Regions from separate parts of the Homo sapiens genome. Here region 2 is linked to region 1. The links are chromatin loops, found by intact Hi-C in ENCODE. Cell type or tissue: CD4-positive, alpha-beta T cell. All regions are shown on one strand. Links, peaks and the distances in the headings refer to the core of each region. The heading gives the core; the rest is flanking DNA. Region 1 holds the start of LOC105371956 (a long non-coding RNA gene). Region 2 overlaps LOC105371956 (a long non-coding RNA gene).

What was found. Peaks named below come from ENCODE experiments on the same cell type or tissue, not always from the same donor. Only the 100,000 strongest peaks of a DNase experiment are listed, where the experiment ranks them.
Region 2: it touches region 1 in a loop (4-fold over the local background); 3 of 110 quality-filtered maps call a loop at or near these places.

Annotation. Positions count from the first base shown.
Region 1 is chr18:2,117,339-2,133,072 of GRCh38, reverse strand. It overlaps LOC105371956 (a long non-coding RNA gene), which reads left to right and starts at 6,696. Exons shown (of 3, transcript XR_935087.3): 1 at 6,696-6,873. In CD4-positive, alpha-beta T cell, for the core only: no CTCF peak of the experiment used is centred there; no DNase peak of the experiment used is centred there.
Region 2 is chr18:2,055,620-2,071,353 of GRCh38, reverse strand. The region is part of intron 2 of LOC105371956 (a long non-coding RNA gene); the gene reads left to right. Among named protein-coding and RNA genes, the nearest start is that of METTL4, 510 kb to the left of the region's middle. In CD4-positive, alpha-beta T cell, for the core only: no CTCF peak of the experiment used is centred there; no DNase peak of the experiment used is centred there.

The sequences.
Region 1 (15,734 bases), core at 3,387-11,386:
TTATGGGAGCTACAATTCAAGATGAGATTTGAGTGGGGACACAGCGAAATCATATCACTGCCCTTGGTCATTCCTGGATGTGGGCCAAGCTAACTTAGGGGAAAATTTAGTTTATAGTTTAAGTGATAATTGCCCTTCCCCAAACTAAACCGGCTTTATAAAATTAATGAAAGGTTACCAGGTTAAAATGAGAGGGGTCTGAATTCTGCAAAGTGGTAGGTTAAACAATTACCAGCTGTTGTTCCATGGGTCTCAAGATTTACAACTTCCCCAATTACTCCTGTAAATAAAACCATTAGTAGAAAACTTAAGATTGGCCTTTTAAGATGTCTTTTCAGACTTTCACATTATCGACTACTGAATGACTCCACCTGGACCAGTGATTCTTCTGTGACTCCCACCCAGAAGCGGACTCAGTGCACGAGGACTATTTTCCACATCCCTACAATTGCGTCCCCAACCAATCAGCAGCATCATTTCCCCTGCCTCCTGCCTGTCAAACTACCCTTGAAAACCCTAGTCTCTGAATTTTCAAGGAGGCTGATTTGAGTAATAATAAAACTCTGATCTCTCTCCCATTTAGCTGGCTTTATGTGTATTAAACTCTTTATTGCAATACCCCTGTTTTGAGAAATCAGCTCTATCTGGGCAGTGAGCAGGAAGAACCTACTGGGCAGTTGCATAACTGACTGCACCCCAGACCAATTGAATCAGAATTCTGAGTGTGGGACCTGGCATCTGAATTTTTAAAGCTTCCCATGTGATTCCAACATGCCACTAGAACCTTCGCAATTAGGTCTTGGCAGCTCAATGCATTTGACAGAATTGCTGTGGATAAACTGTGTGCTCTTGGGCTAGTTTTCACTAAATCTCAATGAACTCTCTGGATGCAAAGCTTTGCTGTGCGAAGTGAGAAATATAACACTATGCAAATATAGGACTCTTACCTAACTTTGCAATAGACATTTTGATGCAGATGGGTTTAATAAAGACTATAAATTTCTCCATGTGCAAGCCTCTTAGTGCAAACCTAAACATTAATTATTGGAGCTGAATTATGTATATTGACATAATAAAGAGGGAAAAATACTTTCATTTTCAAACTGTATTTTTGGGTTATAAAACATTATTGTATAATCCAGGACCTGAAATTTCAATTTTTGGAAATTTTTAGACTATTTTACAGAGAACCAGGTTAGTTTGGGCAAACTGATAACTTGATTTTTTTTTTAAGCATAAGCGTTATGTTTCTATCTCTTTTTCCTCTTCGATACGACCAGAAGTTTTGTTATCAAAAATGCACCTTTGACATTGGCAGACAATTGTTTATAAAATTATAAAGAAAAAAATAGTGAGATGAAACAATTGAAGCATTAAAGACTATTCTGAGCATAATTTGGCAAGGGCTTATACATTTTTTGATGACACAGGACTTGGGTTTTGAAGATGGCTTATATTTATTCACTTGCTGTGTGACCTTGGATAATTCACTTAAACTTTTTAATGCTGAGTTTTTTGATCTCCAAATCAAGGTTAATGACATCTCTTGTGGGGACCACTGTGAGAATAAAACAAGGTAATTATATGAAAATGTTTGCTAAGTTGCAAAGTACTATAAAAATATCAGTATATCGTGTTCAGAATCAACCACATTAGTAAGATTGTTTATTTCTCAGTAATGTTAATAAAATTCACTGATTACTCACTAGACTACAAGACTCCTGAGGACAGAGGTGGTATTTTATTTTGTTTTATTTTTAATTTTTATTTATTTATTTATTTATTTATTTTTTTTTGAGACGGAGTCTCGCTCTGTCGCCCAGGCTGGAGTGCAGTGGCGCGATCTCGGCTCACTGCAAGGTCTGCTTCCCGGGTTCACGCCATTCTCCTGCCTCAGCCTCCCGAGTAGCTGGGACTACAGGCGCCCGCCACCGCGCCCGGCTAATTTTTTGTATTTTTAGTAGAGACGGGGTTTCACCTTGTTAGCCAGGATGGTCTCGATCTCCTGACCTCATGATCCACCCGCCTCGGCCTCCCAAAGTGCTGGGATTACAGGCGTGAGCCACCGCGCCCGGCATTTATTTATTTTTTGAGATGGAGTCTTGCTCTGTTGCCCAGGCTGGAGTGCAATGGCGTGATCTCAGATCACTGCAACCTCCGCCTCCCAGGTTCAAACGATTCTCCTGCCTCAGCCTCCCGAGTAGCTGGGATTATACAGGCGCCCGCCACCATGCCCGGCTAATTTTTGTATTTTTTTTTAGTAGAGAGGGGGTTTCACCATGTTGGCCAGGCTGGTCTCGAACTCCTGACCTCAGATGTTCTGCCCTCCTCGGCCTCCCAAAGTGCTGGGATTACAGGCGTGAGCCACCACGCCAGGCCCAGGGGTGGTATTTTATTTATATTAATATGCTTACCTCATAGCACAGAGCTTGGGACACAGAAGAAGCTCAGTCAATGATTGCTGAATAAGTTACCATCTAGACATTTTAGTGCGGTGTTCTCTAAGACAAGTAGCACAGCTTTATGTGAAAATCAGGTAGTAAGCTGGGAAGCAGGGCATCTCTTGTGTGTGACTATAATTGTTCTCTGGGGATGCAAGTTCTGCATTTCCCTCATTAGTACAAGAACCTAACCTCTTCCGTTAATGGGCTCAGACACAAATCTACACATAGGTAAGGCTACCTCTGTCCCTTTTGTGCTGTGAAGACTTCTAATTTAAGAAACAAATGGCCAGTAGAGAAAAATAACAGTTATTATGTTATCTGAGGGATTGGCAGTTGATAGGTTTCATTTTTCCCGTGACCTAAATTGCTCTTCTGGAATAAATCAAGTCACTGGGTAGTGAGTTTCTAATCTTTTTAGGCTACATGACTGAAAGAATGCACAGAATGAACATCTAATAATTCAAAGAATTATTGATTCTTTGTAAAACTCTCATTTTCTACGACCCCTGAGAAATATTCAGGAATTGAAGAGATCCTGGATCATTATCATGTTGGGTATTTATCTTTGCTTTGGTACTGAAAGAAAAAGCGTGTGTGCGTGGGGGTGCAGGAGATGGAGTCAATTCAGATATGTTCAGGCAGATACGAGGGTGGGTAGGAGAGGGTGATAGGTCAATTTATCCTATTAGGAATAAGGGATCTTAAGAGGAAATGTCATGCCTAAGGAAAGTAATTTAAGCGAGTGGAATTTGGGTCTAAGAACAATTTATTGATCCTTTGAGGGGATGGGAAATTTCTTGCTTGGTCCATTTTTACCTGGTTTTCCTAGTCTAGGCCTGCTATGGAGTAAATAGTGCACCCCTTTCTTCATTCATATGTTGATGCCTGACGTTCAATGTGACCGAATTTGGAAATAGGGCATTTAAGGAGGTATTAAGTGAGGTTAGAAGAGGGTCCAAAGAGACTGATGTCTTCATAAGAAGAGGGAGAGACACCAGAGCTGTCTCACTGTGTGTTCTCACACACACACACAAGTCCATGTGAGGATACAGCCAGGAGGTGCTGTCTGCAAGCTGAGAGAGGCCTCACCAGAAACCAAACCTGCTGACACCTTGATCTTGCACTTTCTAGCTTTCAGAATTGTGACAAGATAAATTTGTGTTGTTTAAGCCACCCGGTCTGTGAGATTTGGTTATGGCAGCCCTAGCCGACTAACACAAGACCATATGGATCTTACAGCACTTTGGGAGGCTGAGGCGGGCAGATCACTTGAGGTCAGGAGTTTGAGACCAGCCTGGCCAACATGGCGAATTCCCGTCTCTATGAAAAATACAAAAATTAGCTGGGCCTGGTTGTGTGTGCCTGTAATCCCAGCTACTGGGGAGGGTGAGAAAGAAGAATCAGTTGAACCAAGGAGACAGAGATTGCAGTGAGCCGAGATTGCACTACTGCACTCTAGCCCAGGCAACACAGTGAGACTCCATCTCAGAAATTCAAAAAAAAAAAAAAAAAAAAAAAAAAGGCTGTATGGGTTTTTGATTGAATGCTAGAGAAAAAGGAGTTATAAAAGAAAAGAGCTATATTTCCAAAATCTTTAATAGATGCTAACAGAGAGTAGCACAAACATAGGAATGTGAAGAATTGCTCACTTTCTAGACAGAGCAGCTTTAGAACCAAAAATGACCCCCGTGGCATTAGTAGGAGAGAATACCAGCAGTGGCCCCAGGAAGCAGCCTGGCATTGTGTCTTGGCACATGAGAATCACCTCATTGCAGTATAGCTTAGCATGGCACATCTTCCTTGGGCAAAAGCTGATGATCAAGCAGAACCAGTGGGGTGGCTGCAGCAGGGGAAGGCTTGCTTGTCACTATCAGACAGAAACCCAAATCCAAAAGGGAGAGGAGAATATGAGTAATTGAGAATTAATTACTCTTCCTGAATATATATGAGACATTTCCTCCAAACTCCCTAAAATAACTGGAAGATAAAGAAACTTTGAAATGATTTAGATTCTCTGTAATAGTGGGTGTGAGACTATTTCATTAGCTTGATGAAACAATCTCACAGCACATGCAAAATGACAATATTAACATTAACGATGTAGAAATAGGGATCAGACAGAAACTAACCTCTGTAGAGCACCTGTGAAATGCTAGACAGTGGGCTGTTATCTGAATTATATCTCATTCTCTGCATAACAACTCTGTAAGCTGGTTCTATTGCTCCTATTTTTTAAATGAGAAAATTGGGTCTCAGAGAGGTTATGGGATTTGCACAGGGTCACATAGTTAGCGCTTTTGGAAACTGGAATATAAAATAGATATGCTGGCTCCAAAGTATACATTTAATACACTACCATCCATGGCTTGATAACAATTTTGAGCACTTTTCTGTTGTGTATGGAGGAGGAAATATCAATAATGGTTTTAAAGCAATATAAAGATACCACACTTCCCATGTCCCATGTCTCCCAAACAATGGAAGGAAACAGTTTGGGTACTTATAGTCCCACTGAACAGGTATATGAACATCATTATTATTCCTTCTGTCTTGGCATGATTGAGCATCTACTGTGTTCTGGACACTGAGGATATAATGATAAACAAAACTTAGAGAATCTTTTCCTAATAGAGCTTAGAAGTATTGAGCAAATTACGATGTCAATAAAATATACAATTAAGCATGGTGATCATTGTTCTTCAAAAAGGTCATTGGAGGCATGAAAGGATAACAGAGATGAGATTTAGATGGACACTAAGGGAAGGCGTCTAGATAATTTTGATATCGGAGCCAAACCCTGATGGATGGATGGGATTGATTAGGCAAAGCTTGGGGAAACTCTGCCACAGGTGGACAGAGGGAAGAACCCAGGAGAAAGCACAAGGAGGGAACAGGTTGGACTTGTTTCAGAACCAGCATGCAGGTCAGTGTGGCTGGAGTTTAGAGAGCACGGAGGAAAGATGAGGGTCTAGATGGAGGCAGGAGCCATGTTATTTGGGGCTATAGAAGCCCATGTTAAGGATTTCATATTTCTTTTTAAATGAAATGGAAGACCTTGAAAGAGGTAGCTGTAAGCTATGATCACTTTGTATTTTATATGGAAAATAAATTGAAGAGGGCAGGAGAACAACTGGGTGACAAGTAAGAGAAGAGAAATTGGAAAGGAAGACTGAGAAGGGGGACCAGAAAGGGAAGAAGATAACACAAGCTATAGAAGTTGACTCCTGAAAAAAGCGGGAATACTCTGCTAAAAGGAAGGAGGAAGGACAGGAAGGTGAAAGAGTCTGAAATGCTCCAGGCCATCTGAACTGGGCAGAGAGACATGAAGACTGGAGGGCCTGGGGAGAGACAGTGAAGATTCCGTGTGGCTGAGGCTGCTGAAGTAGAGGCACTCGGGCAAAAGAGGCAGGAAAAAGGGGGTTAGGGTCAGATTTTAAATTTCTGAAGGGTTTGGTTGTGCTGTCTTCATGTTGTGATTTTAGCAGTGGGTTGCTGAGGAGAAGCTAAAGAAAGTAGGAGGTGGAGCTATAGAAAATATAATTGAATGTTGGTGGGAGTGTAAATTAGTTCAACCATTGTGAAAAGCAGGGTGGTGATTCCTCAAAGAACTTAAAGCAAGATTACCATGCAATCCAGCGATCCTATTACTAGTTATATACTGAAATGAATATAAATCATTTTACCATAAAGACACATGCATGTGTATGTTCATTGCAGCAGTATTCACTATTCACAATAGCAAAGACATGGAATCAACCTGAATTCCCATCAACAGTAGACTGGATAATGAAAATGTGGTACGTATACACCCCAGAATACTATGCAGCCTTAAAAAAGAATTAGATCATTCCTTCACAGCAACATGGATGGAGCTGGAGGCCATTATCCTAAGCAAACTAACACAGGAGCATAAAACCAAATACTGTGTATTCCTACTTAAGAGTGGGAGCTAAACAGTGAGAACACATGAATATTAGGAGAGCAGCAACAGACACTGATGCCTACCTGAGAGTAGAAGGTGGGAGGAGGGAGAGGATCAGAAAAAATACCTATCAGATACTGTGCTTATTACTAGAGTGATGAAATTATCTGTAAACCAAACCCTGTGACATGCAATTTATCTTTATAACAAACTTGCCCATGTACCCCCAAAACTAAAATAAAAGTTAAAAAACACAAAGAAAATATAATTGGAAATAAAAAGGTCAAAGAATTGAGGTAAGGGCTTTTCATACAATGTCATCTGTGTAGGCACTACGTTGTCTGGGATGATGGAAGGAGCTAAAGTCTTCAGTGAATGAAGGAGCAGGACCAGGAGCTCAAAATACTTCTTTGAAGACAAAGAAGAAATGATATTACCAAATGGTTGGCTCAAAAGAACAGGGATTTTGCAACAGAGAGAGTATGTCATGGTCTTGAACAAGCAATGGTGAGTAAAGGAGACACCGAATCTTCTCTTGGTCATGAATATGTTGGGATATAGAAGAGAAGATAGCCTTCATTTCAGAGGGTCTAGGGGAAGCAGGGTACTCAGGGGACAGCTAAGACTTGATTAAACCAAGTATTGATTAAGGCAAGATAGTGAAGAAGAAGAAGTCAAAGATGTAGAGGAGATTTTTGATTACACTTTAAATTGAATATCAGAAGGGGAGAGCATCTTGGATGGAGGAATAGAGAGGATGCACAGAATTACAGTGGGTGTAGAATTGAGTGGTGGTAAGAGCTAAGAATGAAGGGTCCCTTGGTGAGTGAGTGCGTGAATAATTGTTCAATGCTCTGCGCTGGGTTGCCAAAGTTTGAGTTAGTACGCCTCTTGGCTCTAGTCATATCCCCAGTTGCCTCCAGTAGGCCTGCCATTTGTTTGGGAGCTTGAGAAGTCAGTGAGGGCTGCTTTGGGTAGTCCTCTATGTTTTGAAAAATAACTTAAATCCCTCCCCTTGGACCAAGTAAAGAGACTGCATTCTATTAAATTTTCATCATAAGGGAAACAGATCAACGCACAACTAACACTATTCTTTTCAGAGTGCTTATAGTAACAAAACAAAATAAAACAAAACAAAACAACTTTTTAAATGGTAAGATAAAGCACTAGATAACTGAACACATAGAGACATGGCGAGTCCTCAGTTTCAGTTCTCAAGTTTATTCTACTAGTTCTTCTGTATTGTAATTGTAGAACATTTTGTTTCAGCGTGGGAGACAGCTATTACTGTCATCCCAACAGCATAAAAAGTAGATTCCATAAGCTGCTATATATACATACTTCATTTAATTCAAAAGGAGTGTCATCCTTTAGGAAATAATTTTCAGGGATGATTAGAAAACAGTCCCAAGGATACATAAGAACATGTCTAAATAAACTTCAGAGTAATTCAATGAACATTTTGCTGTTGTGAACATTTTCTCATGAGCTGTTCTTTCATTGTATAACATAAAGAAGTTACATGGAAAAAAGGAAATGCAATGTTCAAGGCAAAATAAAATTTACCTTATCCATCACCATACCACCTTGCAGGAGGAAGAGAATTCCAAATACTTTAGCATAATGGGACAGAGGTGAGAGAGTGCATGGTATATTCAATGGACTAGATGTCATTTGGTAGAATGACAATGAAAGTTCCAATTAAAAGACAAAGGTGGGTAAGAGATTAGGCTGGATAATTAGGAGAGTGTAAATGATGAAGGCAATAAGATATTTCTTGCTGAGAAGTTTAGACTTATTATGAGGTTAATGAGGTACAACTGATAGCTACTAGACAGAGGAGGAGCACGACCAGAAATATATCTTTAAAAGATGTTTAGTAGCTGTGTGGAAGGTAGATTGGATGAAACAGATATGGGAGAAGATCAAGTAAGATGTAGTAATTGAAGGGATAAATGATGATGGCTTAAACAAATCAAGGGTGGTGGGGGACCGACGGAAACTTGAGAGAGATTAGGTAGCCAGAGCGAGTGAGACAGGATGGTCCCACCACTTGTCCAGAAACCAGGGACTCAAGTCAAATGCCGAAGTTTATCATTGAGTCTTTCTGCCTTCTTTTTATCTTTTATCTTTTCATCTTTTATCTTTCTAGGACTCCCCTCTTTTTTTGACCGAAGCCTGAATATAATATCCTGATGGTTTTTGTATTTTTCTAGCAATGTGTTCCTTTGCTTCTCCTGTACACCTTTGAACACCATGGCTATTCCCATTGATTTAAAAGAGTACGACACTGGGCAGGATTTGTGAGGCCTAGAGTTCCGTCCTTGCTTGAAGTTGGGGTGAGATGTTTCTGACTTTGATGAAATTTTATGTAACATCCCTGGGAAAGCCTATAAGGGCTTAATCTATACTTTTGAGCTCCAGAGTGTGAAGGAAAGGATAATGATACCAAGCACCTTTACTATTGCAATATATTTTCTCACTTGGTCTTGAGTTGTCACAACAGTCCTATGAAATAACTACTATGACAAACCGCGTTGTACAAGTGAGGCTATTGAGGCACAGAGAGGTTATGTAACTATAAGATCACCAGGGAGTAAGTGGCAACTTGTCTAAGGCAAGCTCATAGGTGGCAGAGTCAGGATTTGAACCCAGGCTGTGTGGCTGTAGGCTGTTAACTGCTACTGCTACTCTCTGCCACTTCTCAGCACTTGGGGCCTACTAGAGTAGCCAGGGAGGTTGAATTTCTTGTGCCACAGAAATTCCCTTGATGTTCATCTACTAGTCAGAGATGAGGGCAGTATTTCTACGTCAGGGCTTCTGCAGATTGATAGTGTTCTTCTTGTCATCACAGGGGAGAGAAAAGTTTAGGGTTGGTGCGAGGGAAGTGCTGTTTTCTAGGATTAGCTTTGTTTTTTATTTTTAATTTAAAATTTTTAATTTCTGTACGTACATAGTAGGTGTATATATTTATGGGGTACATGAAATGTTTTGATACAGGCATGCAATGCATAATAGTCACATCATGGAGAACGGGGCATCCATCCCCTCAAGCATTTATCCTTTGTGTTACAAACAATCCATTTATACTTTTTTAGTTACTTCAAAATGCACAATTAAGTTCTTATTGACTGCAGTCACACTGTTGTGCTGTGAAGTAGTAGGTCTTGTGGTTGCCTTTGTTATCCGTGTTCCCATGCCTCAAATCCTCTAAGGTTGCCATTTGTGGTACCCATTTCAGATACGTTCCCCAACATTGTTGATGATGATAAAGCAATGGATAGATCCAATAGTCTAAAGTTGTCACAAGAAAGGGATGGTGATAAGGGGATGGGGGAGTGAGACTATCATATCACATCTATCTATCTGTCTGTCTATCTGTCTGTCTGTCTGTCTATCCATCCATCTATCTATCTATCTATCTATCTATCTATCTATCTATCTATCTACCTATCTATCTATCATCTATTTGTCTACCTACCTATCATCTAATCTACCATCTATCCATCCATCTGTCTTCTAACTATGTATCTCTATCTATAGTTCCTGGCTTCTATGTATCATGTTCTTTACTTGACCCTTTCACGGAATTAGATCATTTCATTCTTAAAGACTGTATGTAATACCCCTATTTTACAGATGAAGAAATTGAGCCTAAGAAATAGTACATCTTTTTCAGACCTGAAGTCAGAGTTTGTAGTCAAATTAGTCTGACTCCAAAGTATGTAGTCTTTCCCTTTACCACACAGCTCTTAGGCTGGGTCTTTTAGTTTTTGGCCAGATGTCTACTTGTTAGACCAGATTATTGCTGTTTTAAGATTTTTCCAGATCATCTCTGTAATGATCTCAATAGAACATTTGCAAATTAACCTCTGTCTTTCTCAATACTGGTTGTGTGAAATGTAATACATTAAAAAGAAAATCTATTCTGTGTAGGCAAATAAAGGTGTAAAACTTGAAGGGGATGCTAAAGATAAATTTTGCTTTTGTTTTAGATGAACTGTGTAATCAAATGCCATTTGTCTTATTCTGTGGGAGTTTTGAGAAAAGCAGTGCAGAGAAGACCGGAGAAGCCATGCCTGTTTTTCCATATACAACATAATTAGCATATTAAAATAATTTTAATGATAATATGCTTACTCTATAATCAATTAAAGTTCCATTCTAGGGACTTACCCTATTAGGCCAGTGCTTAGCTTTATTATGTAGAAGGAACAAGCTAGGTAAGGTATCTCACCAATTTTTGCCTCATGTATTTGTTCTTTACCTGATGTATCTCTCAGAATATCTGGTTACTGTGGCAACAGAACATATCAAAATTTCATCTAGGTAAATAGATGCAAAGGAATTACTTATTTTAATATGCATATTTTTTCCTTCAAAGTCTGTTTTCTACTCAAGCTGATTAACTAACTTTGCCCATAAAAATTAACTGATTTTGCCCATAAAAACCAAGATAGGTTGTATTGTCTTTACTCACGGTGCCAAGAAGTGTAAATTATGTTGCCAGAAATAAATCACAACACAAAAATGAATGAACTCAATAGCAATCAGCATCATATATAATAGGACCCAAATGAACTGTTTGTTCATTTCCTACCACTTTGATTCCATGGATCTTAGTTGGGGGGACTGAGTTCTTGAGAAGAATACTCTTTAAAGAAGGATTTCCACAGGTTATTGGCTAAAAAAGCAGGGGCTCATGTAAACGATGCTTTTTTCTTTTTCTTTTTCTTTTTTTGGAGGGAGGAGAGAATGAATTTCCCAAAAGTTCCATCCAGGATTTATCATGCACTTTCTTTTTAATAATAGAGGAACTTAATGTCATTAACAGCTATGACCTGTAAATTTTGTTTGAGACTACTGCATTTGCTGAAATTAAATTTTTACTTCCAAATGTGTAAACACATCTCAGCTAGGGCTTTTATATAATCGTACTCTTGCTCTGCTTGCTTACTGGTATTTATGACTGCTTGCTTCTGTTAATTGGCTAATGTTTGTAAAGTGCCTTTGAGATGAAAAGCTAATGATCTCTGTAGGGAGGAGGGTGTGGGTGGCTTCCCAACAGCTCCCTAAGGGTGTCTCTTGGGGCTTTGACTGCCAAGGCTTGCTTGTGGGCTCAGGGATAATGAGGAATCCCTTAAGACTTCAATGTCCCTGGTTCTCGAAGTCTTTTCCATTTGGTTCTCCTGGCTTTTACAAAGTCACTCCTTGGAGGAAGTAAAAATCATCATTCCTGCAAAGCTCTAAGACTTTTTTTACCCACTTACCACTAGAGTTTGCTCTAACGCAGTAGGACAGCATCTCTTTGCTATTACAAAAGAACTAATAGTAATAGAAACACATAAACAAGTCCAAAAGATGTTGCTCTTCTTATTAGAGACATATGTTTTATTATTTTATCTTTTTTTTCTGTCGAATCAGGTTAAAGGGAGCTATGTTTTTATTTATTTATTTTTGTGTTTTGAAAGGTAGGACATACTTTTGTTAAAAGAGGTTGACTAAGAAAACTGTAATTGCAAACCAATAAAATTTTCACCCATTTATACAACAAACATATATTAGAAGGGAAAATAATTTTTTTTTAAAAAAAGTAATGTATTATCATTTAGATAAAGCTACTGATTTTTTTTGTCACTGTATAGAAATGATATTTAGAATTTTCATGCATTACATGATTCCCATGCTGGGATTTTTTGGTTTTTAAATAATATTAAATAATACTACCGGTGTCTTTGTTGGCCTACATGCTGCTTTTGCTAACATCTTATTTTTTTTGCATTTCCTGCATCTCTACATTAGCATTGCACAGTCACATCCCTGGTCACTGGTCTGGGATACAGCCCCTTGGGGACTCCCTCCCGGGGTTTGTACAGTCAGTTCTGTAGAGGAACGTGGTGTCCAAAGGGACCACACCACTGCCTGGATTCTCCCATGGAGACCAAAGATTTTCCAGCTATTTATTTTTCATCAGCTGGTAATTGCTGGACTACTTAGAATGAGTTTCAGAAGCATCATTAAAGATACAGAAAAGCTCAGTTCAAAGACATTCCTTACATCAATTTTCACAATCAAGAAAAGTTAGAAAAAGCTGAATGCCCCAAAATAGACTGGCTGAATAAATGATGGTGCGACCACTTAATGGGCTATCATGCCATCATTAGGACAACATGAGGAATGCTTATGCTTATGCTATGATGTAAAGTAAACAAAAGACAATAGAAAAGTGATAATAAAGTATATTCTTAACAATATAAAATATGCATAGAAGCTGCCTGTAAGGGCACGGTGGCTCACGCCTGTAATCCCAAGGACCTTGGGAGGCTAGGGAGGGTGGATCACTTGAGATCAGGAGTTTGAGATCAGCTGGGCAACATGGTGAAACCCCATCTCTACTAAAAATGAAAAAATGGGCCGGGTGTGATGTAGTCCTAGCTACTCCGGAGGCTGAGGCAGGAGAAGCACTTGAACCTGGGCGGTGGACGTTGCAGTGAGCCAAGATCACATCACCGAAATCCACCTGGATGACAGAACAAGGTTTCAAAAAAAAAAAAAAATTGTAAGGAAATATAATAAAACATTAAGATTGATCATTTTCTTCTTAATCATTGTTTCATATGCTTTGAAATTTTACGATGAGCAAGTGTTTTTCCTTTTTAGTAATTTTCCTTTTAAAATAATTACATAAAACATACAAAAACTACAGAGAATGATATAAAATAACAGATATCTTTGTATTCATATGAGATCTTGCATGATTTTGTCTCATTTGCTTAGATATTTTCAGTTATTTTTTTGAGATAAAGTGTTTGATTTCTCTGTCTTTCTTCCTGGAAGTAATCACTATTCTGAGGTTTATGAGTTTTATGTTTTTGTTACATGTGTAAGCTTTCATAAGTGTTGTATAATATTGTTATGTGTATTTTAAGCTTATACATAACAATTGTTGTTCTACATGTCATTTTACAATTTACTTTGTTTAGTCAACCTTTACCTTTAAGATTTATTCATGATGCTGTATGTAGAGCTACTTCACTTTCAAATGCTCATATATAATCCCATTGATCCGTTTATCAAAATACAACCATTTATCCATTCATTCTCCCAGTAGGATACACTTCAAAGTTATTTTAGACTTTTTGCTCTTGTAAAATGTTGCATTTAATATTCTTATGAGTCTTCTCTACACATATTTGAGTTTCTCTAAATGTACCTAGAAGTAGCATTACTAGTTTGAAAATATCCATATCTTAACTCTACTAGATTTTACTAAATTATTTTCCAGTTTATACTCCCAATAGCAGAATACATGAATTACTATTTCCCTACATTCTTGTCAACTCTTGAAATTAGACTTTTAAATATTGGCTAAGTGGCTAAATATGAAAGGACATCTCGTATGGGTTTTTATGTACTTTTCCCTGTTAATTAGCTTTTAGGCTCCACTTTGATGTGAATTGCCTGTTTCTTTGCCTATTATTCTGTTAGGTCATTTTTCCTTTTCCTACTGGTTTTTTAAGCATTTATGATATAGTTGAGATACTAATTCTTTGTCAGTTTTATGCATGGCAAATATTTTCTTCTGGTATGTAGATTGTCTCTGTATTTTAAGAGTTCCTTTAATGAATAGATGTTTTAACTTTTAATGTAGCAAAATTTATTAAAATTTTCTTTACAAGGTTTTTTTGTTTCTTATTGAAGATATATTTTGCTTACCTGAGGTCATAAATACATTTACTACTTTCTTCTAAAACAATTGTTTTTGCATGCTGTGTGATGTAGAAAGCTAAGTTAATTTATTCCTGTGTAGCTAACCATCATCCTGGCACCACTTCTTATTAAATAGTCCATTGTGACCACACTGATTTGTAATGTTGTCTTCAATTTATGACAACTTTTCAAATGTGAGAGATGGTTTGGTTCTGAACCCTTATCTTTAATTTGTCTATTTGGTTGTTGTTGTTCTATTACAACACTATCACAATCACTACAGCCTTACAACATGCTGGTATTTGCTAGAGCAGATCGGTCTATCTTATTTTCCTTTTTAATAATTGTCTTGCCTGTGCTGGACAGTTTATTCTTCCACATATATTTCATTATCATCTTGTAAAGTTATTTAAACAATGCTTTTGGAATTTTGATTGGATTTTGGTGATATTTAGAGATTAATTGGGGAAGGATGATATAGTTACTATATTGAGTTTTTCTATCTAGGAACAGTTCATTTCATCACTTAGGTCTCGCGTATCTTTAACATTTTATAATTCTTTGTATATTTTTATTAGATTTCTTCCCTATTATTATGTGTGTGTATGTGTATAATATTGTTACACGACTACATTTCTTAAATTAAAGTGTCTGGTCTATAGGAACTCTGTTGATTTTTCTGTATTAATGTTGTTTTCATCAACCTTGTTGACATCTTTTATTAGTTATGAGTTTATCTATAGATTCTTTTGAGTTTCCTATGTAGAAAACCATGACTTTTACAATAACAAATGTATTTCTTTTTATCCACTATATTTTGATTCTCTTTTTCTTGTGTATTGAGCTAACAGAGACTGGCATCTACACAATGCATTCTTCTTTCTTAAAAATAGAAACACGATGTGCCCAGCTAAAAAAACTACATTTTGCAGCCTCTCATATAGGGATGACAACTGAGATGTATATAGAAGTAGGTGGGTTGGACTTTCAAGAAAGTTCTTTAAGGGGAAAGATAACTCCAATGATAAGTGCATCCTTTTGCCTTTTTTTCTGTCTTCCTTTCTGAATCTTGGATCAATGGATGTGATGTTTGGAGCTCCAGCCCCCATTTTGGCATCATGAAATTCCCCTGAGAATGCAAGCAAATGTTGAGAATGGTGGAACAGAAAGGAAGAAGAACTTGGGCCCTGATATATTTATGGAGCTGAAATTTTAGGTCAGCACTGACATCAGAATTTCTTTTAGGCAAGAAAACTAACTTCCACCTTGTTTAAGGCACTATTGGTAATGTTTTCTGTAACACACAGCCAAATTTAATCATAAATGTACATAGTGCTGTGTTTCCAGTAGCATTTTTAATTAAAAAAGTGATAGAGGGTATGGTCTTTTTCTCAAATTTGGGAGAAAATGCTTCCAGTTTTCACTATAAAGTTTGCTGTTTGCTGTAAGTTTTTTGTAGAAATCTTTTTTCATCATATGTTTTCTTTCTTTTCCTAGTTATCTGAATTTTATCAGGAATGCTTGTGGAATTTTATCAAATGCTTTTTCTGAATCAAATTTTTTTCTGTATTATTTTATCTACTAATATGATTATATTAATAAATTTTTCTAATTTTAATCTATCCTTTCTTTTCTGGGATAAACTCTAAGTGGTTACT
Region 2 (15,734 bases), core at 2,900-10,899, 61 kb after region 1:
GGCTCTAAATAGGCTGGCGGTAAAATGAGACAGGTGTTCCTGGGGTGGGAGAGGGGGCTGCTAATTATTATTCATAAGCAGATGGCATATGATCAGTTTGTAGAATACTTTTATAATATTGCGTGTGACATTGTAAATCCAGATTCCTGAATATGAATAGGTGATAGCAAAATGGATAGATTTTTATGTGATGAAGCTTTTGAAAGAGAATATCTCAAAATTCAAGAGAAGTATAAATTTCCTCATATATTTGAATGGAGGCACAAGTTCCATTTTAGTGGATACATGAGGTTGACGACCTTAAATCTGAAATGAATGTAAAAGTGAAAAAAAAAAAAAAAGATAGTTTTCCCCAGGTGTCCTTGCTTTTATCACATTGGTACTACAGGAAGTGCTATTGTAAATCCTCCAGGCTTTTTAAATGGAAACAAATCTACAGAGGTGGAAAGGTCAGACATTTAAGGACACTGTAACAACAATGACGCCCTGGAAAGTAGCCAGTTTCCTACCTGGAATAGGGTTGCTGTGGCACTAGTTTGGGCATGTGCCAAGAATGGAGGCCTGCAGGAGACATTAAACAGCTGCGATCTGGTGAGCTGGAACAGAATGACCCAAGAGGGCAGAGGAGACAACATATGGACACAGCACAACGTCATTCAAGACAAAGTAAAACAGGAAAATGAGAACTTCTAATAGAAAAACAAGGCGTCCACCCCTGATGAGCCAGGTGGCTTCTGGGGCTTCCACTTCGTCCAGAATAAAGAGTCACGTTCTTCATAACCACATCTTGAAAACAAGCTGTTGACAAATTAGCACATAACAGACCTATAGCCAGGAGAAATTATTACATGGGGTGACTTTATCCAGTGTACATTCTGTTCACTGAAGTTTAGTTCTGGGGTCTTTGAGGAGATTCATGTCTATGAATACACAAAGTAAACTAGTAGCAAGGTGTGTTTACCATTGAATGAGTGTAGGCAGCATGAATTAGAGCATCAGACTAGGAGTCACAAATAGGGGTTCGAATTTTATTTCTCCCATACTTTGGAGATAGGCTTGGGAAAACACATCATCTCCATTATCACCATCATTATCATCGTCGTTGTCATCATTATCACTATTATCACCATCATCATTACCTCCATGAGTTGACAGTTAGTTTGTTAGTCTCTGTGCTAACACTTGGAAATCACTCAAATCCTGGAAATGTCCACTGTCCTCCAATCCACTCCACTCCTGATTCTTTTTTACCAGGGACATTTTTATTTCTTTGTATTCTTTTGTAGTGCCCACCTAGGACTCATTGTTATTCATGTGACCACCTTGTTACCTCCAAGAAGGTCACAATGAGATTAGGGGATTTAAATAGTGTGAGAGCAGTTCCTGGGAATAAATTGGATTTCTTGAAGGCTCTGAAAGCTAACCTGCTAACCTGGCCAGCTGTAGAGAGGGCCAGGGCCTCGGAGGGCCAGGGCTGGGGAGATGTGTGTGATGTGCAGCTGCTTGATTCACAGTTAGGAGAAGCTGGATCAGTGGTTCATGACGATTTCGTAATGAAACTAAGGTGTTGAAAGAGCAGGTAACTCAGATATAATGAGCTGAAGTCAAGGAAAGCATATATAAAGTAGTAAATTTAGATATCAGAAAATTTATTCTGAAAAATCTAAAGAATCACTTTTATAATTTTATTAGTTTATATTTGCTACCCTTACAGTACAAATTTCCTCAATGACACTGAAGTGTCATTTTGCTCTGTAGACTTTGCTTGGGGAGTCTGGACCAGTAATCATTTGCATAGTTTATATATGATTATGGAAAGAAATGGTGGCTTGGGATATCTCATATGTGTGTTTCAAATTAGCAACTGTCTTGAAAACATATGGTACTGTGTAATTTCCTGATGTTAGAACTGAAAAATACAGATGTGATAGCCTATAAAATTTGCTTGGGAATAATGAATATAGATAATTGTAAAGTAAGATTTCTTAATTATCACACTAGACTCTAAATTGAAGATTGATTTCACCAGTGACTTTTTAATGGTTTTACTAATCAGGTTAGATTAGCTGAGAAGTGGTACCAGACACTCCAGTTTATAATCTACAATGCTATCCAACAGGAAGGATCCAGTAGCCACATGTGGCTCTTGAGCACGTGATACATGGTTAGTGTGACTAAGGGGCTGAGTTTTAAATTTTATTTAATTTTTAGTTCATTTAAATTTAAATAGCCACACTTAAATAGCCTATTGGATACTGTATTGGACTGTGCAGAACTAAAAGGATGCTCATCCTAAATTTATTTTTGAACTATGCTTTGGCTTCAAGTTGAGATAGCAATTCATTATTTTAGTACAGAAATAACTCCATGGATAATATGAATAACAATTCTTAAAGAAGGAGCATTAAAACCCAGTTTTGTCTAAGACTTGTGTCATGACAAAATAGTGAGTCTATTTATAGCCTTCAAGTTGGTCTTGAAAGGTCCATCTGTTCCCTGGAAAATGCAAAGGAGTTGTTTGTGGTTAAATAGTTGGTTAACAGAACTTTCACTATTTCATCTGCTTCTATCATGTGGAACACAGAACTTTTTGGGGAAAAAATTATCATTTATTTCAGAAAGAAGAATAATAGTATTCTTGAAAATAATAGATCTTTAGAAAATCTAGAAAATGATATTTACTGAGCTTTTACCATCTCCACAAGCAGTAGAGTTTCACAACAACCCTAAGGGGTAAGGTTCTCTCCATTTGACAGGTGAGGAGACAAGGCCCAGAAAGAATAACTAACTTGTCAAAGGTCACAGGGCTTTTGAGTGGCATAGCCCAGGGTTCTGAACTCAGGTAGTGTGGCTTTTGGGGCCAAGCTCTTAACCACTAGGCTATAGTTTTTTCATTTCATTATGGCTGTTCTGTTGTATCTTCTATCCCTTCTGCCTCCTTCATCCTCGAGTGCTTCAGGTATAGAATGATGGAGAGATGGCTAAATATTCCAGTTCTTGTACTGGCTATTCACCAGATAGAGGACCTTAAAGAAGCCCATTTCTACCTTCTCTTACTTTTTATATATGGCAATTAAGATGTACTTGGGGCTATTCTGTCTCCTTGAGATGGATCTGGCTGAAGTGCCATTTGGAGGTGGTAGGCAGAAGAGCTTCAGGAAGCACAATCTTGGTGACTCAGTTAAGACAGCCTGGGCCATATTTGGTGTCCAATTTCCATAGTCCAGGAAGAGCACAAAACAAAGTATGGTTCTGCATAATAGTACCCTGCCCATATTGTCAGAAGAGGCTTCTACTAAAGTTCCCACAGAGTTCATAACCCTGGCATGCTGAGACTGAAGATTTATTCAACACATAGAGAGAAAAATTAGCAAGAAGCAAAATGGGGGTGGAGGGAGCGAATATTGACTTTAAACTGAGGAGAACAATGATCTTGCTATTTGACATAAAGAAAAAAGAAAAGCTATTTTCAGCTGACTGGGTTGCAGGTAGGTGTTCCTTTTCAGGTGCTTCTAGTTACCACCACTCTTCCTCAGCGATGTGGTGGGATAGAACTTCTTCTGGTTACCCATGAGACCTGAGACGAAGATGGGCCAATAGGCTTACTCTATTAAAAGGGAACTGGGGGCCAGGCGCAGTGGCTCACACCTGTAATCTCAGCACTTTGGGAGGCCAAGGTAGATGGATCACCTGAGGTCAGGAGTGCGAGACCAGCCTGACCAACACGGTGTAAACCTCATCTCTACTAAAAATACAAAAATTAGCTGGGCGTGGTGGCAGGCATCTACAATCCCAGCTACTCGAGAGGCTGAGGCAGGATAATTGCTTGAACCTGGGAGGGGTGGTTGCAGTGAGCCAAGATTGTGCCTTTGTACTCCAGCCTGGGTGACAGAGCAAGACTCTATCTCAAAAAGAAAAAAAAAAAGAATTTGGGAAGCAGAGATGCCACTCTATGGTGCTCTGAAAGTGCTTGGCATCTTTAGTTTCAGACATTGAACAGTGAAATAATTATTTTAAATATTTTTTGATTTGGGATATAGGCTATTGGTATACTGCGCATGGTCCCAGGAGAAAGCAGGGGAGTCTACAGGTAATTAAGTGCTAGGTGTAAACAGCTGAGATGGAGAAAAAAATCTGAGCAGGGACTACTAGTAGGTGCATAGAAAAGTAAACCAACCATTCCATACACCTTGCCTTAGCCAGATATCATCCACTTTTTCTCATTGAAATGCAAAGAAAGTCATGCTCATAACAGTTCACAGGCGGGTTAATTGAGTAAGTTAGAGGATGTGTATACCTCCTGTGTTATTTCTTTTAAACACTGGATTTCTAAAAATATTGAATTTAGTAAAAAATTAAAATCTCAATCTGTTACAAAGTATGATTTAGAGTAAGATAAGTTAGGCAATATTTTAATGACTCTTTTTGTGTTAAAGTCTGGGATTCTGGAGGTATTGCAAATTTGTTTCTATGTGTGTGTATTCATAGCATCTATGACATGTCTTTCCTCATTTTTCATCATTAATACATCCAGACCAATCACTTTGGCATAAGCAGGGACATCTTTGTCATTAATTGCTCTATTTATGTTACTGTCTGTCCCACTAGATTGTGAAACTTATCAAGGCAAGGGCTTTGTCTTATTGATTGATGCTTTCCCAGGGCCAGGCACATTGTGTATCACAAAATGGGCACCCACCCATGTTTGCAGATATGATCAAAAGGATAGTGGAAGAGCTGAGCAGAATATTGTTTAGAAAATTGACGTGTAAAAAATGTTTCTTTTTTTTTAATTGACTAAATTATATTTTGATCAAGGAGCGTAGTCGGTAGGATGCCTATTATTAATTTGCTGAGACTTGCTTTATGGCCTGGCATTTGGTAAATTTTTGTAAATATTTGATGTGTACCTAGGGAAAAAAACTGTAGTCTCTTAACTGTTGGATATAATGTTCTATATGTTCCTTAGAGCAAGCTTGTTAACTACAGTGTTCAAATCTTGTTGGAATTTATCTTCCTCTTGCAGAGCTGTCAATTTTTTGATGATATAATTTGAGGTTTTGTTCTTAAATACATCAAGATTTTGAATTATTTTATCTTCTTAGTGAATTTAATCTTTTGTAAAAAAGCTGTTATTTTTCTTAAATCTAGTAATGCTTTGTCTCAAAATCTATTTTATACAATATTTATAAAGCAACACCAGTTTTCTTTTGGTTTGTATTTGCCTTGTACATATTTTTTATCCTTTCATATAAACTTTCTGTGTCTGTATGTATTTCACAGAGTCACTTATAAATGACTTAAACTGGAGTTTTAAAGAACTTGGTGAGACAGTTTTGTTTTTAACAGGAAAGTTTATCCCTTTTTATAATTATTGGTATACTTGGATTTATTTCTATATCTTAATTTTTACCAGTTCTTACTTTTGAGAAATTTTGTGTTTTACCCTTTTTGTTAAACTTTCATTTGGATTGTTTTATTGCTTTGGGTTTTTGTTTGTTTTGTTTGCATATTTTTCTCATTGGCTCTCCATTATAATTAATATTTTGAAAATTACACTATTCATTTGTCAATTCAAACTTTTTTACTTATTTATTTATTTTACTTTTACAGATAAAATTGTATGTATGTATCATGTAAAACATATTTTTGAAGTATATATACATTGCAGAATGGTTAAATTTAGCTAATTAAACTTTGCATTGCCTCACATAGTTATCATTTTTGTGGTGAGAACCTTTAACATTCACTCTCTTAGCATTTTATAAGAATACAATATATTCCTCTTAACTATAGTCACCACGTTGTAAAATAGATCTTTTGATTGATCTTATTCCTCCTATCTCGCTAAAATTTTGTATTCTTTGAACAATATCTCTTTTCCCCTCCCCCAACCCTGTACCTGTGGTGATCACCATTCTACCCTCTACTTCTACCAAATAAACTTTTTTTTTTTTTTTTTAAATCTCACATATAAGTGAGATTATGCAGTATTCGTCTTTTTATGCCTGGCTCATTTTACTTAATATAGTGCTCTCCTGGTTCATCCATGCTGTCACAAATGGCATAATTTCCTTCTTTTTTATGACTGAATAGTATTTCATTGCGTATCTATATCACACACATTTTCTTTATCCATTCATCTATTAAAGGACACTTAGGTTGATTATATATCTTGGCTATTGTGAATAATGCTGCAATAAACATAGGAGTGCAGGTATCTCTTTTACATACTGATTTCATTTCTTTTGGATTATATACATAGTAGTGGAATTGCTGGGTCATATGTTAGTTCTATTTTTAATTTTTTATGCAAATTGTATACTGTTTTTGAAACAGGATACATACTAATTTACATATCCACAAACAATGTAAACATGTTCCCCTTTCTTCACATTCTCACCAACATTTGTTATCTTTCACCTTTTTGATAGTAGCCAATCTAACAGGTGTGAGGTGATTATCTCATTGTGGTTTTAATTTGCATTTCCTTGATGATTAATGATGTTGAGCATGTTCTCATATACTTGTTGGCCAATTTTATGTCTTGTTTTGAGAACTGTCTATTCAAATCTTTTGCCCATTTTTAATCCAGAATATTCTTTTCTTGCTATTGAGTTCCTTGTATATTTTAGATATTGATCTATCAGATATATAGTTTGCACATATTTTCCCCCATGTTTTATGTTGAATCTTCACTCTGTTGATTGTTTCATTTGGTGTGCAGATGCTTTTTAGCTTGATATAATCTCACTTGTTCATTTTTGCTACAGCTGCCTGTGCTCTGATGTTGGGTGTATATATAATTGTTATATCTTCTTGATGGATTGATTCTTTTATCATTATTTAATTCCTTCCTGTCTCTTGTGACAACCATTGACTTAAAGTCTATTTTTTTCTAATATAAGTGTAGCTACTTCTGCTCTCTTTTGATTTCCATTTGCATGGAATATCTTCTTCTATATCTTTACTTTCAGTCTGTGTCTTTGCAGGTGAAGTGAGTCTTTTGTAGACAGCATATAACTGTTTTTTCTTTTTTTCCTGTTCAGCCACTCTATGTCTTTTGATTGCATAATTTAATTTATTTACATTCAAGGTAATTATTGATAGGTAAGAACTTACTACTGCCATTTTCTTTATTGTTTTCTAGTTGTTTTGTAGATCTGTGTTTCTTTCTTAGTCTTTTATTGTCTTCTGTGACTAATTTTCTTTAGTGGTATGTTTTGATTCCTTGCTTTCTTTTTTTTGTGCATTCACTATAGGTTTTTGCTTTCTGGTTACCATGAGTTTTACAAAAAACATCTTATAGTTATATTATTTTATGCTGATAACAACAATGTAGATCACAAAAACCATGTCTTGGATTATATTATGTCTTATTTGAATTCATTATTATTGAAGATCTTTGCCCTTCTTGTACCTGAATATTTATATCTTTCTCCAGGTTTGGAAAGTTTTCTGATATTATTTTCTTAAACTTTCTACTCCTTTTTCCTTCTCCTTTTTCAACTCCTATGACGTTTACTCTTGTGATGTTGTCCCATAAATCTTGAGCAACAAAAGTTTCTTTGTTCCTTTCATTTTTTTCTCTCTTCTGATTGCATATTTTCAAATGACCCATCCCTGAGTTCACTCATTCTTTCTTCTGCTTGATAATTCTGCTGTTGATGCTATTTTACTTTTAATTTCATTCACTGTATTTTTTAGTTTCAGGATTTCTGTTAGATTTTTCTGAAATTATAATAATCTCTCTGTTAATTTTCTTATTTTGGTCATTTATTGTCTTCATCATTTTGTTGAATTGTTTCTATTTCCTTGATGTTTGATAAAAAATAGTTATTTTGAATTTTCATAAGACAGTTCGTACATCTCCATTTCTTTAGGGTAAGGCACTGGCACTGTATTTTGTTCATTTGATGATGTCATGTTTCTATGATTATTCTTGATCTTTGTGGCCGTGCATTAATGTCTGCACATTTGAAGAAATAGGTACATATTTCATTCTTCACAGACTGGCTTTGTCTGGGAATGGCTTTCAACAGTGAGCCTGTCCAGAGATTCTAAGCAGACCATCTGATGCTCCCTAAACTCAGGGCCACTGTGAATGGTATGGCATCAAGCTGGAATCCCATGGCTGCTGAGGCTGGTGCAGAGCTGGTGTGTGCCTAAATCTTCTGGCTTCTGAATCTGTTGCAATGTTGGCTTGTACCTGAAGTCCACTGCTGCTAAGACCTGTTATAACTGAATGTTGTCTGGAGCTCAAGGTCACTGTGATTGACTGGCAATGATGTGAACTGGAGTTCAGATCCACCTCACAGGGGATACAGGTTTCTGTCTGCTACCAGGTCGTGTCTGGAGGTTGAGTCCATGAATACCAGCCTGAAGTCAGAGGCCATGGAGTTCTGCTCAATGCCTTGTTTTATGGTGGCAGACCCACTATTGGGGTCCAAAGCAAATTCCTTCACTTTCCTTTCTTTCCTCCAATAAGATGGTATCTTTTTCCACACAGTGTTGCCTGGGATTGGAGAAGAGGTGATATGGGTAATGTGGAACTGTCTTCCTACCCTCTTCAATGCATCTTTTCTTATTATTGTGCTATAGTCAGGTACTGTAATCTCTCATCTGGTTTCCTTAGCTCTTGTGAAGATTTTTTTGTGTGTGAATAGTTGTTCAAATTGATGTTTCTGCAGGACAATTACTGAAAAATCCTATTCTGCCATCTTGCACCACCTTCTTTTTTATATATTTATTTTAAATAACTTTAGATAGTTTTATATGCATATGTAACTAAATAATGTGTAAAGTTGATCAATATCTTTACCTTCTACTTTACCCTTTTTAACTGGTATGTTAAAATGCTTTAACTCATCACAACTCTCCAACTTAATTGTATTCTATTTCTATCTAATGTTTTCCCTTAATCTGTGTTTTTAATACCATTCTTTAAACATTATAATTATTTTAAAAATAATGATTCATAGATTTACCAAAATTACTACCCATTATTCTCTTTTTGCATCTCAGAACTTCTATGATAATTTTCTTTTTGAATGAAGCAGATGTTTAGATCTCTAATGAGAATTTATAGTAAACATTCCATTTAGATTTTTTTTTTGCTGAAAACAAAATTTCATTACTATTCTTGAAAGACAGCTTTGTTAGTATAGTATTTTAGATTAACATTTTTTAAGGAAGATTAAAAAGTCTTTTACTTTTTCTGCTTTCTATTGTAGCTATCAGTTTAAAATAATTCTTCTTATCACAGACTTCTTTAAATATCACACTTGGCTTTAGTGCTCTAAAATTCACCAAAAATATCTGGTGACTAATTGTACAGATATAGATAATATACACATTTTTTCTGTAAGACAATCAGTAGGTTTCTGTGATCTGAGGTTTTTCTGTCTTTCTATAGTTCAAAAATTATTTGTTTCTATCCCTTTGATTATTGCCTTAGTTTAATTATTTTGTACCATATCTTTTTGTTTCTCTGATCAAACGTATGGTTAGATCTTTTCACTCCTTCTAACTGCTTTCATATTTTCAATATATTTGCATTTAGGGTTAATTTCAGCATACTATATTTGCATCTATCTTCTAGTTCATTAAATTTTTCTTCAGCTGTACCTAGTTTTCTCTTTAATGTGTTAACCTGTTAATCTGTTAACCTGTAATCTGTTAATCTGTTTACATTTCAATTATTTTATTTTTCATTTCTAAAAAAAATTTCACTTATTTCCAATTTTATTATTTAATTTATATAGTCTGTTGTCCCTTGCTCATAATTTCAGTAAATATCTTATTGATTGAAACATAGAAAGTGCTAATTTTATATTCTCCTAATTAATTTAATTTCAATATTTATAGTTATTGCTGGTATCTTGTTTTGGCTGACTCTCATTAATTTCACCCTATATGCTCACATATTTCATGATTTTCTATCATGAACTCATGTTTCTTGGAACTTCAGCTGTGATAATTCTTTGAGGCCTGGATATGACTGCGTTCTCTGGAGAGGAATTCTGTTGGCTTCTATCAGTCACCTGATTGTATTTCCAATTTGATATCACTTAAAAATCTTTGTTGACCATATATGTAGAAGGAATGCAGGTTGAAAATATAGATTATAAAAGCCAAATTGTGTTTACTAGTCAGGGAACCTTAGAGAATTTAGCTTACTTGCTGATCCTTCTGTTTGGTTGATTTCACCCTCCAGGATTTTCATCAATTTTATGAAGAGATCTGTGAAATCTTTCATTTTGGGTAGTCCTTGATTTTATTACCTATTTCCTATGTTCTGCACTTCCATGAAAACAGAAACTGGAGATTATCATGATTGAGCAGATGCTTCCTAGGGAAAAGTTGGCTTTAGGCCTTTATTATCTTCCAAGTGTCTTCTTTTTCTCTTGTTTTCAGCTTCTGTGCATTCTTTGACTTCTTGCTCTCTCAGGAAATCATTTAAAAAGATGATTTCAATGCATTATCAAACGTTTTGTTTACTTATTTTTGCAGAGTATATGGGTTGTTTACCACTGGGCTCTTTTCTTCCGGAGCTCTTTGGGAGAGGCGTTCCTCTATGACCATTTGTCGTAGGTACCACTCCGATGTCCTATGAGATGATAGAGACAAAACAGTAACTTATTTACTGATATTCTTGAAAATAATTTGGTAGTGTTATAGATTTTTATGTAATTAGACAAAAGTACACTCAAAGAGGACATTATAAGATTGTAAGAGTGAGATGTAGACAGTAAAAATGAAATGACAGCCCCAGAACAAGTTGTTCAATCTAGTTTGTGGGATTGCACATTTGGCTGATTTAAGTTTTATTTTCATAAAAATTATAAGTTAAAATATTCTTTAAATGTACTGTTAATAGTGGCTTATTAGAACAAGATTTAATACATGGTTTTGAGCTGTGACTATGCTTATGTAATATTGACCATACAAAGTCCCTGGAAAAATCTTTCCTTTTCGTATTACACTACAGCCAAGAAAATTTGAGATTTCACCCTACACATTTCCAAACTCAAAGCTATAATGTGGTTTTGATACTATGACTGTTGCTGTGGAGATTTCTGGGTTGTTTACAAAACATAAAACAGAGAATATTGAATAGGGGAGGGAAGTAAGCAGCAAATATTTATAAACTGCAAATATAAAAGATTCTCTTTCAATAGTTAAGCTGTCACTATTACTTTGTTACCATGGGTCAAATGTTAATGTTTGTATCTACCAAGAAAAATATCTCTTTTCCTTGTTTACTCTCCTGAGCTTAATTATTTTCAGACAAAGAATCTACAATAGATCTTCTCCAGCAGCTCTGGAGGTCAGACCCAGCTGTGGAGAGAATCATTTCTAAAAAACTAGAAGGCACGTTGGGAGGTATGCTAGCTTTTTCATAATATCAGAGCAATGATTAGGGCATTTTGTACGCCAAAAACGTCGTTTTTTTCTGTTGTCAAAGTCATAGAAATATTCATTAATATTCAATTTTACATGTGGCATTATTTGAGATTATCATATAGTCATCATTGTTATTGTATTATTAATATGTGTTGCCCTGAAAGTTGTTTTGAAAATGATAGGATAAAATCATAAGTAAATACGGATGATTACTGTGGAAATACCATTTTTATTTTATAATAGTGTTAAATAATGAAATTTTTCCTCTAACTGGGAATATTAACTCCATTAATTCCACGGCACAACTTCAAGACTACTACTTTCTGTGGATGAATGGGAAATTCAAGACAGAAAATGGATGGGCGATATGGAAATACAACTGGTAAGATGTGGAAAATCTGGGTTCTCTTTCTGGCTCTGCAGTATGTTAATGATGTGATCTTGAATAAATCACTTAATCCCTCCAGGTTTAGGTTTCTCGTGCATAACAATGGGGACGATACTGGTCATGTGGTAACTAACAACATGAATTTGAGGAAGTTAGATATCAATTTGAGTACTAAATCTGCTGTCAATGAACTATGTAATGTAAGCAAGTTTTTTAACCTTTTTAGGGCTCAGTGTTCTCACCTATAAAATGGAAATAGTAGAGTTTTCTGGATTATTATTTGAAATAATAAATTACTTGTTTCTTTTTTCTTGTGCAAATTCTTTTTTCACCTCATTATTCTTTCTGTTAGATATTAGGTTTCCATTGTGTCAGAGTAGGATTGTTACAGCAAAAATGAAGAGACAAAATCGTCAATGAAGGCAGAGGTCCTTGAGTCAGAGGTGTTTGAACCAGAGCAACTCCATCTTGACTAGGGGCTGGGTAAAATGAGGCTGGGAATTGCTGGGCTGCATTTCCCAGAAGTTAGATGTTCCTAACCTCTAGATATTTACAGTTAAGGGAACAGATTGATAACATTTACTAAACAGACCCAGACTCAGGAATATCCTGATATCCCAATATCTTGAGGACAAAAGCATTCCTAATTTTGCTTTAAAGATAAAAATATAGCCAGGCGTGGTGGCACATGCCTGTAATCCCAGCACTTTGGGAGGCAGAGGCGGGAGGATCACAAGGTCAAGAGATGGAGACCATCCTGGCCAACATGGTGAAACCCCATCTCTACTGAAAATACAAAAATTAGATGGGCATGGTGGTGCACACCTGTAGTCTCAGCTACTCAGGAGGCTGAGGCAGGAGAATTGCTTGAACCTGGGAGGCAGAGGTTGCAGTGAGCTGAGATTGTGCCACTGCACTCCAGCCTGGTGACAGAGTGATGCTCCATCTAAAAAAAAAAAAAAAAAAACTTGCAAAATATAGTAATTAGAAAAATTAATCTGTTATCACAAACCCTTGTAATAGAATACATCTCCCCATGATATAAACAAGCATTGTACCTAAGGTGGGCATGTCCCTCCCCTTTTGGGAACTGCCTGCTCTGTCTATGGAGTAGCCATTCTTTATTCCTTCACTTTCTTAGTAAACTTGCTTTCACTTTGCTGTATGGACTTGTTACAGGTAGTCATGTGCAAGCCATTAGAAATGTCAGGTGACGGTTTGGCAGTTATCGCTTTGCCTCTCTAAAAATGATAATTTGGCAGTGCCAGGGAGAGTTCATTTCCAGATGGCCCACACCTGTTAACATCACAATATTAATTGAATGCAGGCCCCAGGGAGAAGCAACTTCCTGGGAATGTGTGTAAAGAGACAAAAATGGAGAAGAATGATCTTCCAGAGGCACACTCCACTGGAAAAGGGAAGAAAGCCTCAGATGGGCATGCCTATAACTCCCTAAACACACTGCATGTGCTCAATTCCCAAGGGTAAGGAGGGCACCACGCATACAGAAAGCCCACCTGAAAAGAAGAATCACAGGAAAGGGGCAAGCCTATAATGTCCCAGGGTCAAGGTTAAAGGATCTTCTTTTCTCTTTTTGACATTCAGGCGCCCAGTTGGATCTCTTCCAAGAGTTCTTTACTTTCTTTCCTGTTCTAAAGACTTTTTAATAAACTTCCATTCCTGCTCTGGAGCTTGCCTCAGTCTCTTTCTCTGCTTTATGCCCCTCAGTTGAATTCTTTCTTCTGAGGATGTAACGGCTGAAGTTGCTGTGGAAGAAAATTTTCTAAGCCAATATTCTCGACTCTTGTCCCATAATAGTTACCCATTTATTGGCCAGAGGAAAGCAGAGGCAAGCAGAGAGATGGACACTTAAGCAATATACTAGTCAGTGTCCTGAAGAGGAGACTCTGGCTCGCACCTTGAGAGGAGGTGGAAAGAATGAGAGAACTGGAAGATAAGTTTATTAAGCAACAAATACACTGGAGTCTTATGTCACTTTCTGAGTGACGACTTGCAAAAGAAGGTTCCTTTGCTCATTAAAACAACTCAGTAAGTGATAAAATATTATGTACACATATTATACTTGGGGTTTTAACCAGGAGGAAAGCCATAAGTTTTACTCACATTTTGTCTTTATTCCTTGAGTTTTCCTCAGATTCATCTGACAAGCTGATACCTGAAGTTATTCCACTGTAAAGGAAAATCTAAAAATTTCAGGACCCCCAGACTCTTTATGCAAAAAGGAAGCTGGGAGGCTGAGTCAGACAACACCTTCTTCCAAATGAATAGCTGTTGCTGGCATTATGTATTAGTGGGATCCCCACGGAAAGGTAAAAGGCCTCCGGCATCTATGAATGATTGCCTCCACAGCTCATTCATAAGTAAATTATTTGTTGACCTCCCATAAACAAGGACATGCCACTTTTAGCTTTAGGTCTACAAATCCAAGTCTAGCCCCTAAAACTAAAGTCTAAAACTAAAGTTCATCCCACACTGATAATGTCAATTGTAAGCTTATCTTCCCAGCTGTAAAACAAAAATAAGAGGAGATCAGTTCCTCCACCTACCCAAAGATGTCTTTGTAAGTGACTCTTCCTCTGCTCCCCTTTTCTCTTCAAACATTCACCTTATCTTATGTAAAATGTAGATTTCCTGGGCAGGAAATTAAAGTCTTACAAGTATGAAACCTTTCGCCTGACTGCCTACCTGCCCCTCTTCTTACGTGCCTTTCCCACCTTTAAGGAATGTAGAAATACTAAACCTCCTAAAAACCTCTTTGAGAAAAAGCCCCAGGCTCTTCTGTGGTTCACGTTTTTTTTTTTTTTTTTTTCTGGGACATGCCCTAAATCTGGCTAAATAAACCTTGATTGACTGAGACTTTTGTCTCAGTCACTCATTTTGATTTTCACTGTGAAAGGAAAATATCTTGGGCCCCCAAAATCACTAAGGAAAACTCAAGCTGGAAACTGCTCAGGGCAAATCTGCCTCCCATTCTATTCAGTCACTTCTCTGCTCATTGAGATAGACACACATCTGATTTGCCTTCTTCGGAGAGGCTGATCAGAAACTCAAAAGAATGTAACCCTTTGTGTCTCACCTATCTGTGACCTGGAAGCTTCCTCCCCGCCTTGAGTCTTCTTGCCTTTGCTTCAAGTTGTCCTGCCTTTCCAGACCAAACCAATGTACTTCTTACATATATTGATTGATGTCTCATATCTCCCTAAACGTATAAAACCAAGCTGTGCCCTGACCACCTTGGGCACATGTTGTCAGGACTTGCTGAGGCTGTGTCACGGGTGCATCCTCAACCTTGGCAAAATAAACTTTCTAAATTAACTGAGACCTGTCTCTGATTTTTCTGGGTTTACATCACCATAGGATGGAATTGTCTGATACAAGTCCCTTTATATCTTCAATGTTGAGAATTCAGTCTCTGAAAAGAATTTGCGCAGGGTCAAGCAAAGCAAAGATCAGGACCTGGCCAGGGTTGGGGCAGTGAGAGGGAAACAGCTGGTAGCATTTTCCGTGGCAGAGCAGCCAATATGCGGAGGCAAAACTAGCCAAACACTGGGGCCAAACACTGAGCTCCATCCAAACATCATTTGTTTGGCTTTATGCCAGCTTCCTAAAAAGTTTTGATTTAAATACTACCAATCAGCTGTTGATGAAGGGCATTAACATCAACAATGTTTTCTTCCTTCTATCCTGGCTTCCCTAAAGGTTTGACTTCACAAGGCAGCCAGGGATTCTTTTAAAAAACATAAAACATCATGTCCTTGCTTTTCTCACATCCCTCCAATGGCTTCCCATCTTTTAGAGTAAAAACCGAAGGCCTTGGATCACCTGCAAGCTCTCTGTGGTTTGGAGCCTGCTCTCTGATCTCATTTCCTACCCTCTTGTTCTGTCTCACTCTAGCTCACCAGTTATTATGTTCCTGGCA